Linked DNA regions of Mus musculus: region 1 is linked to region 2. A link is a loop called in an ENCODE intact Hi-C map of the cell type or tissue named here. Cell type or tissue: gastrocnemius. All regions are shown on one strand. Each heading gives the region's core, and the rest is flanking DNA. Links, peaks and the distances in the headings are about the cores only. Region 1 overlaps Gm35041 (a long non-coding RNA gene). Region 2 overlaps Gm35240 (a long non-coding RNA gene).

Region 1 (5,376 bases), core at 59-5,058, 570 kb after region 2:
TTTTGTTGGGAACTGAACTCAGGTCCTTGGCAAACAGAAGAGAAGCAGACAGAAGCCTTGGCTGAGACACCTATGGCATCCCAGCAGGTTTTACACTAAGATTTTCTCTCCATGGGCAGAGCCCAGACACCCACAGCAAGCCTTGGGGACCTGAGACCAACACATTCTAGAGCCTTGAGATAGTCTAAGGCTCTTCCAACTCTGACCTCTTTCTCTGTGATAAGTGTTGGTCGGGGCCACATTGTTGCCACCCACCCCTGCTCTCCACCTTTATCACTCACAGACATGCTCCACAGTTCTTCCTTACGCTGACATCCATCTTGGTATTTGGATCTTAACCCATAAGACACACTTTGGATACAAGCTTTAACTCACTCCAGGGACTATGGTACCGGCTTTATGTGTCTTGAGTATTAAAGAGCAAGCAAGAATGAGGTCCTAATTGAAACTGGAACTGAAAGGAACTACTACATGTCAGCAATGAGGCTCCTGGCCCAGTACTCAGAGTGGGGATGGCTCCTCTAGGCAGGTTTCTGTAGAGGGGAGAATGTGTGTGTGTGTGTGTGTGTGTGTGTGTGTGTGTGTGTGTGTGTATGTATGTGTGTGTGTGTGTGTGTGTGTGTACTGTGTGTGTGTACTCTGTGTGTGTGTGTGTACTGTGTGTGTGTACTCTGTGTGTGTGTGTGTGTGTGTGTATACTGTGTGTGTGGTGTGTGGTGTGTGTACTGTATGTGTTGGGGGTGAGGGAAGCAGGTTGGGATTGTCTGAAGTTTGCCTAGTTGCTCCACAGGTTGCAGCAGATTCTAAGCATGCTAATTCTTCATCCAGAAACTTCCAACACTGCGTGGACAGGGACTGATTCCCTCAGAAAGAGCAAAACTCCTTAGCTCAGCTAAAGGGAGAAAATGGCCAATTGGACAAAATTCACTGGCTTTGATAAAGATCTCCACACAGAAGTAGAATGCTTTTATTGACCCTAGGAATGGTGCCGGTAGCCAGAAAATCTCCCTCCTTTCCCTTCCCAAGGCTTGCACAGTGATTGCTAGCCTGTAGCCGCATTATGTGTATGCCCTAACATAATGTATTTGGGTCTTCATGGTCTCTTTTATAAAGCTTAAAAGGGGGGGATATCAGTTTAGCTATTTCACATAACAGTACATAATTTCTGTGCTTGAAAAGCATTGTGAAGAGGGTGGGGATGCTGAGAGATGGCTCAGTGACGAAGCTCAGCCCCCGGATCCCATGGGGAAAAAAGTCAGGTGTATGGTGACAGGCGACCTATAATTCCAGAGCTGAGAATGTGGAGGCAGGAGGATTTCTGGGACCTACCAGCCAAGTTGAGTCTGCAAGCCCCAGAACAGCATAAGACCTTACCTCAAAAAGCAAGGTGAAGGGCTTGTGAGACACAACCAGCAAAGCTGACCTCTAACCTTGACACACATATAATATGATCTTTAGCTACACATACACATATACCTGTATGAACATGCACACACTAAAAAAAAAAAAAAAAAAAAAAAAAAAAAAAAAAAAAAAAAAAGCCTGTAACTGAGAAAGAGAGAAAGAAAGAAAGAAAGAAAGAAAGAAAGAAAGAGAGAGAGAGAGAGAAAGGGAGAGAGGGAGGGAGGGAGGGAGGGAGGGAGGGAGGGAGGGAGAGAGAGAGAGAGGGAAGGAAGGAAGGAAGGAAGGAAGGAAGGAAAAACAGCTAACAAGGCTTGTGTGGCGACTTCGTGGCAGAAGGCCCAGAATTTCCACTATCCCTTTACACCACCCCCTGCTGGCCCTGAGGTCATTTGAATTTGTGTAACCAGGCTTACACTGTCCGGAGCAGCAAATGGAGCTCATTTTGAGCATTCAGACTTAGATCATGAGGCACAGTTAGCCAGCCGCTGACTGACATTAACTGTGGGGGGGCTCTCAGAAAATTAAGTTACTAAGCAAATTAATGACATGGGTGGTAGATCAAGGAGTCCCCAAGTACCCCAGCATGGGGGACAGAATTGTCAGCACAGCTGGAAGCTGTGACAGTGACAGCTGGGAGACAGCTGGTGGCCAGAGGCAAGAACCCTCAGTTAGAAGAGGTGGGGCTTCAGCTCTGGCTTTCCCCTTACTAATGATATGGCCTGGGGCTTCGTTTTCACACTCAGCTCAGGTGCCTGGTGTAGTTGTATCTGTAATAAGCAACTGCTAATGTCTCCTGAGTGCTTGGTACATGCAGAGCCGTGTGTTATATGTGCTGTGTGTGTGTGTGTGTGTGTGTGTGTGTGTGTGTGTGTGTGAGATGTATGTACTATGTGTGTGTGTGTGTGTCTGTTGTGTGTCAGTTTCCCAAAAGCAATCTGAATCTTTTGTGTCCTGTCCAAAATCAGTGGCAGGACCAGGACTGACCCACAGACCCTCTACCTCCTGAGCACACACCAGCATCTCCTGCTGCCCAGCGACACTTACACCTGTGCAGGGGGTTGTCAGGTTTAAAAGGTGTGGGCATAAGGGCTTGTAAATTGCCAAGTGCTACAGATTTTTACTATGGTCACAAGTGCTGCAATGTTTTAAATTGATGCCTCACCTAAAAGTTACCAGTTCAGTTCGGCCTCTTTCTAATTCTTTCAAATTAGTTTTTGTTTGGTTGGCTTCCCCACCACCACCACCCCCTCCAGCACCCCCAGAGAGTGTATACAACTAGAAGCTGGAACTGACCCATCCTTGGTCCTATAGTGCCCTCTGCTGGCATCTAGGAGAATTCAGACATCCCCATACTACTGGCTCAGAGGGGTTGCTGCAGCTGCTACAGGGTACTAGGGACACCAGATGCAGGAGATTCCATCCTCATCAGCCTTGGTCTCTCTCGTTTATGTGTAAGATAAGGGAAGTGGAAAGAACCGAAGGCAAGGTGACCTAGATTTCATTTAAGATAGTGTAGACCAAAATCTCGTACTCAGCCCTTATAACATCAGAGATGAAGCTCAAAGTGGACACCGGCGTCATCCTTCTCAAAAACCATAGCGAACTCAAACCATGAGGCCAATGGTATTCTGTGTCATAGAACATTCTGGTAAATTCGAATTTACCAGGGCTCCAGCAGGGCTAGGTCCTAATTTGTTCTGTTTGCCAATGTCTGTGGTGTAAATCCTCATGGCCAATCACCAGCTACAAACATAATGACTCACAAGCCTTTGACGATTTTGCAGGTGACCTCTCGCAAGCTGCAGAAGCTAGCCCTAACATGCTCTAACTTGCCTCTTTTTTTTTTATCTGTGTATGTGTGTGGGAGGTGGGGGTGTGCATATGAGTGCAGCTGTTTCTGGGGGTTAGACGTACCAGATCTCCCTATGGCTGGAGGCACAGGCAGTTGTGAGCTATCTAGGATGCTAGGAACTGACCTCAGGTCCTCTACACGAGCAGTATGTGTCACAACCTCCGAACAACCGTTCCAGCCCCAACTATTGTTTAACTCTAGGAGAAATGAAATTTTTCACTCAACTGAATTCCGGAATGTTTACCACTGGGACACTTTCATGAGTAGACACAAGTGAGTCTCACTCCAGCAAAACTGACTCCAAATGGGAAATGAGGAATGCCAGTTGGAATATCCTCTATAGCATATAGTCTAGACCATCTCAGGAGGCTCTGTCCCACCCAAAGATCTTCTTCACTGTCCTGTCACTCCTTCTTCCCCATTGCTCCTCCTTCCTCCCTGTCACTCTTCCTTCCTCCCTGTCACTCCTCCTTCCTCCCATCACTCCTCCTTCCTTCCTGTCACTCCTTCTTCCCTGTCTTTTTCTTGTCTAACCAGCTGGACAGGAGACTTGGGGACACTGTGACATCTCGGAAAGCAAGCCTCCTTCTGCCCTCTGCCTCCTTGCCTCAGTGCCCAATTCCCTGTTCTCCTTTGGTTCACAAACCTGCCTCAGTGCAAAAGCCCCATCCCAGCAGGGGTCTCTGTAGGAACCCCAAGACTTCCTGATGTGAAAAATATGGCCGGCCTTGACCCATACCCTTCTTACTTTATCCTGCTCGGGTGGATGAGGAGCCTGCCTTTGCCCCAGAGGAAGGAGTACATGGGTCCAGTCACAGCCTCGGGGAGCAGTTTCCAACTATAGAAACAAGTCGGCTGAGAAAACCCAGCTCCCAGAAGCCCAAGAGACCAGATCTACTCACCATGTGCTGTCTATTCAGCTATCAAGGCATTCCAGGGTCAGGGGTGAGGGGTACAGAGAACCAAACCACAAAGCCAAAGGTACGATGACCCCACGATCAGCAGCCCACCCCAGGGTTGGCATCTCCTCAGATGTCCCTCTGGAGGCGCTATTCACTCACCTCAATCTTCCCCTGACTCCACCCCCGAGAAAGATGAAATCTGTGGGAGGTAAAACCGTGCCAGGAAGCTTGGTGGGTAGAGCGGGTTGAGACCTGGAGACTCGGTGGGTACACACCTGAGACTTAGGCGATTCCCCACTCCCTGTCAGATTCCGGGCCTTGAACACGTGCCACACTCCCCATTTAAGGAAACGTGACCTATGGTCACCTAGGCCCAGAACTGAGTTCTGCAGGCTAATGAGGTACCTAGAGGCCCCAAACATTCCTGCCCGCTAAAGGTATTTCATCTCAGGTTCACCCTGAGAGGTACGGTATGCATCCATTTTCCACCATGAACAGTCAAGAACAGTTTAGAACCACAGACTGCCTCTTTCATCAAGATCCGCCATGGGGAGTGTGGAAAAGGCCTTCGACTACATAGACGCAACTAAATCTCAGGAAAATGGCCCATCTTCGCTCTCAGCCACAACCACCACCAAGCTAAGGACAAGCTAAGACAAGCTGAGACAAGCCAGAGCTTCTCTCCCCCTCCCCCCCCCCACCCCTCTTTGAGCTAAATCCTGAAGTCTTGACAGAAATGGACGTCAGAACACACTTAAGGGAGAACCAAGCGAAAGCGAACACAGAGAAAAATTTGGAATCAGAGTATTGAATACACATTACCTTTCTACCTAAGAGAGACCTTAGGCAGTCTCTCTCTCCCTCTCCTTCCCCACCCCCCTCTCTCCTCCCCTCTCCCCCCATCCCTATTCCTTCTTACCTCTCCTTATAATCATTGTGGAAACTTTGAAAAATGCACTTGAGTATATGAAAAATTAAATTGCCCACGGCTAATCCCCCTTGGGATGTTTTACCAGGAATAGGTTTAATTGATTAAATTTGTTCTTTGACAATTTCACATATGTATACTTTCTTTCCTCTCATCCTTCACCTTCGCTTAGTCCGTGCCCTCCCCATCCCCCACTCCAACACCCCCACCCCCACCCCCACCCCCCGGCCCTTTCGGGCCTTTTTGTTTGGTTTTCTCGCCCATTGATTTTTAACTGTGACCATCTGTGT
Region 2 (5,376 bases), core at 228-5,227:
TCATGGTTATTATTCTTCTCTGTTTTCCCAAGACTCAAAAATTAGTTGACTCAGAGCGCCCCCAAAATAAAAGGGGAAAACAAGCACAAAGGCCCAAGTAAATATACCAAAAAGCTGGTTATGGATTTTGATTCTTGAGTATTGATTTAAGAATGGGTCACTGCTGAGCGTCACCTATATATGATGCAGAGTAGGAGCAACCCAGTCATTCCCATAACTGACTGAGCACAAAGACCACTGGAAACTTTGTTTGGGGCTATCATCTATTCTTTCTTTCTTTCTTTCTTTCTTTCTTTCTTAGAATTAAATGTTTATTCCTGGGCCCTAGCCCATGAGATTTGGACTTACTGCATTTCAGATGGAGCCTTGAAGCATGCGTTTTAGAAAAGTCTGTTCTGGCAATTCTAGTTTGGAAATATTTGGGGAAGCCACAGGGAGAGGAATATAGTATGGAAAACCAGTCCTGTCAAGAACTAAGGGAGCCCTGGACCTGCTCCCTGGCCATGGGGCCTGCCTCTACATGAGGCCCCCTACTGGTCCTGCAGGCATAGGACAGGATACTTCAAAAAGGGGTTTTCCAGTCCTTGAAGCACCATCAGGAGAGATTGCAAAATGGGCAGATTCTTATTCCCCTAATCCCTAAATAGGAGGCTCGGGGGACCAAGGACTCCACTTGTCTAGCAAGCCGTCCATTTGAAACTGACAGAGGTGCCCCTGAAGACCACTCTTTATAGAGTAGAATCGAAGTCCAGTTTAGAGGCAGCCTATATCAGTAGTATGAGCCTATACAGATGTTCCTTGAGAGTCCCCTCCTACTGCTTCAGTACACAGAACAGCCAACCAGTCATGATCAATAGAAATGGCTGTGATGTCCTGGCTCCTTGACACCCAGGGCACACAGCAGGCTTGATGGTCTAATAAATCATATAAGTATGAATCCCCTTGCCCCCTTGCCCACAGGACAGAGGACCCAGTAGCAAAAGTTCCTCTCACATTACAGGAGGTAATGACAAGGCTATGAGGGATAAACAGTCAGACTCCTCCCTTCTTGGAGCCCAGAGTAGAGCTCCTGTTGTTATGTGGCCTCCCCTTCCTTATTGCCACCCAACGTAGTCTCTCTTTCCTCTGAATCCCTGAGAAGGGTATGTCTTATTAGCATCCTCTCATTTCCTTTAACACTGTGTCCAACCAGCTAGTCAAGTCTGGGCTCCATTTTAGGCAACACCAGGAATGCCTCCCCATTCCCCTCCCTCTGCTTGCTCTGACCAACATCACCAAGTGCTCACTACCATAAGCACAAGGTAAATACAGTAAAGGTGCCCTTGTTATAGCCATGCTTTTCCTCCCCAATTGGTGTGTGTGTGTGATATTGCCATATTAGAAATTATCCTAAAACAGTGACTTGTAAGAGTACAGTTGAGGGGTATGTCCACGAGTCACTAAGACAATTGTTCTCACCTGGCCTCACTGGTGTCTCTTCGGTCAGCAGGGGATGAGGGGGTAGATGAACTTACACTGACTAGAGCACAGCAGGTAGGAAGGTAACCATCAGGGAAGGATGGCTACTACTCCAAGTAACCTCTGTTCTTCCGACACAGGGTGACTTTCTGCTGGGTCCTGAAGTGCTCAGTTACTGATGGCCAAACTGCGTGTCATTATTCCTGCCATTGTTACTGGTCAGAAGAACATCGGACATTCAAGGGCAGAGTCGTCTCTAAGGGGAGGAAACTGCAAAGACAATATAAAAATAAAATCGGATACAAGAAGAGAATCGAGTCCACTTTAGCCAGCAATTGACCGCAATGTGAAAAGACCTCTAACTATGAAATATTTGTCCTTAAAAGGCATAGGCTCATCTTGTAGTGTATTGCTCCTACAGGGGCAGATAAACAACTGTCATTGTCTGGTGGGGTAGTGAATAAATGAATGACTTTCAGGCCCCCAAACAGGGATTTCAGCATTGCCACTTCATCCTCATCCCTGCATAGCTCAGGACTTCCCCTGGAGCTGCCCAGCCTCCCCTTCATAGAGCCCTGCTGCCGTTTCAGATGTCGACGCAGGGCATCCCCAAGACCAGTGAACTGAGGTCAGCAGGAATGTGGTCCAGGCATTGTAACCTAATGCCAAAAAGATATGAACGGAACCACACAGAGAGCGGTGGCATAACAGAACTCCTCCGGAAGTTGCTGAGCCAGGGGAAAAATACACAGTGGTGTCCTCTTTAAAAACAACTGATACCAGCGAGTGCAACAAGGGAATCGGGGTATAAATATGAACTGTACTTGGGAATATGATCCTTATACCAGCAAGAGAGAGGCAGTCTGCGTGATACAGGCAAGGCCAGTACCTCTGGAGACACTCCCACTCACTCTTCCCGTTTAACTTTCCATCCGAGGACTCTGCATGGTCTCAAATCTGCACTCTCCTGCGTCTCACATTTGAACAATGTCTTCCTCTAGCTCAGTGTAGAACTTGAAATGGTCTGTGTTTCCAATATGCATGGAAACATAAGATGGCTTCATCTGAAAGAAATGGTGACAGGTCTCAGGGACCCTGCAGCCACCAAATCCAGCCCTGTGCTACCTTCTCCTTGCTAATTTGCTCACCAGGGTCCTCCACTCTCAGCCAGTCATCCTGAAATCTGACCTGCAGGCTCTGGTCTCTGTTGGGTGTGCCCTGAGCACCCCAGAGCTTTCCTAGGGCTTGGACAGCTCTGAGGCTGGCGGCTTGTTTGCTTCCAATCTTTAATACCAGCAGAGGGAGCAGCAGAGCTCCCAGCCCTGCTTAGATTCCTCACACCAGTCTCCTGCAAACATTTAGACATCATCCCCTCATCCCCCACATGGCTGTGATCAATTTGTTCATTTCAGATACAAGACTGGAGCTCGAAAAAATAAAATAAAATCCAAATACTAAATAATTAACTCGAGGACATCTTCCAAGAAAAATACAAGAATTCAAAAGAATAATCTTCCACTTGAACGATCCGGGCCTCTATTAATTATAACTTCTTATTCACTGATTAATGATTGCTAGGATGACATTTAGAAAAGAAAGTTGGAGAAGGATAATAAAGGAAAGCTTGTCCTCGTGATGAGATCTAGCCATCCTCCCCAGGGAGTGACAGGACTTCGAGTCAGGGACCTCTAGAGACCAGTCCTAGCAAAGATGGGGAGGACTCACATGGTCCTCCAGGGAGAGGCGGGCAATGACCTAAATTGGCACGTCCCTCCCTGATTTCTGATGTGATTGGCAGTTCTGATAATAGTGGTGACAGGAGCAGGAACAAGTACAGACAACATGGATTTGCAGGGAAGATTTAGTTATTTTCAAATAAATTATCGCTACCAGCTTAGCAGGTCAACACAGAGCTCAATGGTTCTATACTGGGGAGTATCCCTCCCCTTTCTCTCTCTCTCTCTCTCTCTCTCTCTCTCTCTCTGTGTGTGTGTGTGTGTGTGTGTGTGTGTACATGCATTAGTGTATGCATGTTCATGCATTAGTGATGATGATGATGATGAAGTAAAGGGTATGAGAGCAGCAAAGGTGCTCAGGCCACTGACCTCACGTCTCTGGGCTTCTTTGCTTCTATGGAACTATGTAGATACAAAAGGAGCCACCTCTACCAAACCTGAATTGCTGACTGGGAAAATAATTTGCCTCAGTTTGGCTTCAGGGGACTGAGAAAATGAGAGGTGCATGCCCCTTTCCTATCCCAAGAGGTCTTTGTTTGGGGTATCTGGGATCCTTCACCTCAGGAGAGTTTTCTTGGCACTTTAGTTTGGAGCTACAGCCAGAAGTTGCAAGTGCCCAGGAAAAAGCACTTGCCCACCTGGAAGAGTAGGACACCCAGGGAAGACTGGAAGGGAAGAGCTCGTTTCAAAAAGCGGTGGGAGTCTTAAGACCAGAGAGGAAGAGCTGACCATACCTGTGAGTGGTGAGGACTCCCTCACACACAGCACCCAGGATCAGTGGCTTCTCCACCACAATACCACCTGCAGACTGTTAGGAACAAACAGAGTGCCTAGCGACATGTGGCTTCAGCCAAGACCTGACAGGTAACAGAAGCAGTGACCACAAGTTTCCTCCACCGTAGACTTAAAGACACAGTAACAGGCACTCATGCTTCTCATTTCCCCAAGTTCCCAAGATGGGGCGAGGGGAGCCAACTCTCAACCTGTTCTGACTTCTCGCCACTGGAAAGCGGGAGTTTAAAGGCAGATTAAGTTGTTGCTAGAACCATGTCAAAGTGTGCTGGCTCTTTCTGCATGTGCTATTCAATGGATTCGGGGTCCCAGACCTGAGTATACAGGGCAACACAAGCGACACCTGGGGCTCACAGTATTCAGAATTCTGCCCTGCACATTGAGTGAAATCCCACTCTCTTGCGCCCTGCCAGCCTCCATTCTGCCCTTCCCCCCCTCCCTCCTTCCCCTACCTACTTGGGTGGGCCCTAGCTGGGTCTGGGCAGAGGTGTCTAAAGAATCCGTGGTCTAACAGAATTAGTGGACACATTTCAGCTCCAGCGTCTCTCTCAAGTCCTTCCTTCGTGCCCCTCCCAGCAGGCTGTCAGTGAGTGCTGAGTGATTTATTAGGCAATTTTTCTCTTTCCATCCTGAAAATGGAAGTCGAGCTCCCCTCTAGCTCTGCTGAGGACTAGCCTGGGAGCAGCATCTTCTGAACTCTAGCCGTGATTCTTAGCCCCAAGTCCTGAGCTGGGAGCTTCTATCCCAGGGAGGAGAGACGTTCTACATGCCTTTGGCGACTCTTGCTATGTGCTGTCATTGTGTGTCCCCAGAGCACACCAATGGGCCTTGCACACTGTCATACCTGCAGGAGATACCAGCTCTTCATCTCTAAGTCCCAGGGCCACATCCTGCACCCTAGGTTCTTTACACCATTGGTTCTCAACCTGTGGGTGGCGAACCCTTTGGAGGGGGTCAAATATCCCTTTCACCAGAGTCACCTAAGACCATTGGACAACATAGAGATTTACCTTATGATTCATAACAGTAACAAAATTACAGTTGTGAAGTAGCAATGAAAATAGCCTTATGATTGGGGTCAACCTGAGGAACCATATTAAGGGTTGCAGCATTCGGAAGGTTGAGAACCACTGCTCTACAGGAAGATGGTATCTGAAGCCAGTACCATGCCACCAAGATCTGTCCTCTTCCCACTCCCTCTGGCTTTTCCCACATAAAGTCAAGGTTAAGCCTCCACCTCATCCAGTTTGAGAGGACTGTGGGAAATCAAAAGAGCCTTAAATCAGTATTTTGAGGATAGGACCAAATTCAGGAATGGGAGCAGCCAGCCAGCTCTAGTCTATTAAGGGCCGACTTGCTTGGTTTGGCTCTGTAAGTAAACAGTTTTCTC

Evidence for each region. Peaks named below come from ENCODE experiments on the same cell type or tissue, not always from the same donor. Only the 100,000 strongest peaks of a DNase experiment are listed, where the experiment ranks them.
Region 1: it touches region 2 in a loop (2.8-fold over the local background); 22 of 42 quality-filtered maps call a loop at or near these places.

The regions. Positions count from the first base shown.
Region 1 is chr12:76,997,606-77,002,981 of GRCm38, reverse strand. All of the region lies in intron 1 of Gm35041 (a long non-coding RNA gene), which reads right to left. Among named protein-coding and RNA genes, the nearest start is that of Gm35041, 28 kb to the right of the region's middle. In gastrocnemius, for the core only: CTCF peaks have their summits at 1,764 (motif pointing left) and 2,717 (motif pointing left); DNase peaks (open chromatin) are centred at 1,773 and 2,715.
Region 2 is chr12:77,565,850-77,571,225 of GRCm38, reverse strand. It overlaps Gm35240 (a long non-coding RNA gene), which reads right to left. Exons shown (of 4, transcript XR_381707.3): 2 at 1,515-1,728. Among named protein-coding and RNA genes, the nearest start is that of Gm35240, 15 kb to the right of the region's middle. In gastrocnemius, for the core only: CTCF peaks have their summits at 527 (motif pointing left) and 2,753 (motif pointing right); DNase peaks (open chromatin) are centred at 2,140, 2,757, 3,147, 4,414 and 1 more place; H3K4me3 peaks cover 500 bases; H3K27ac peaks cover 748 bases.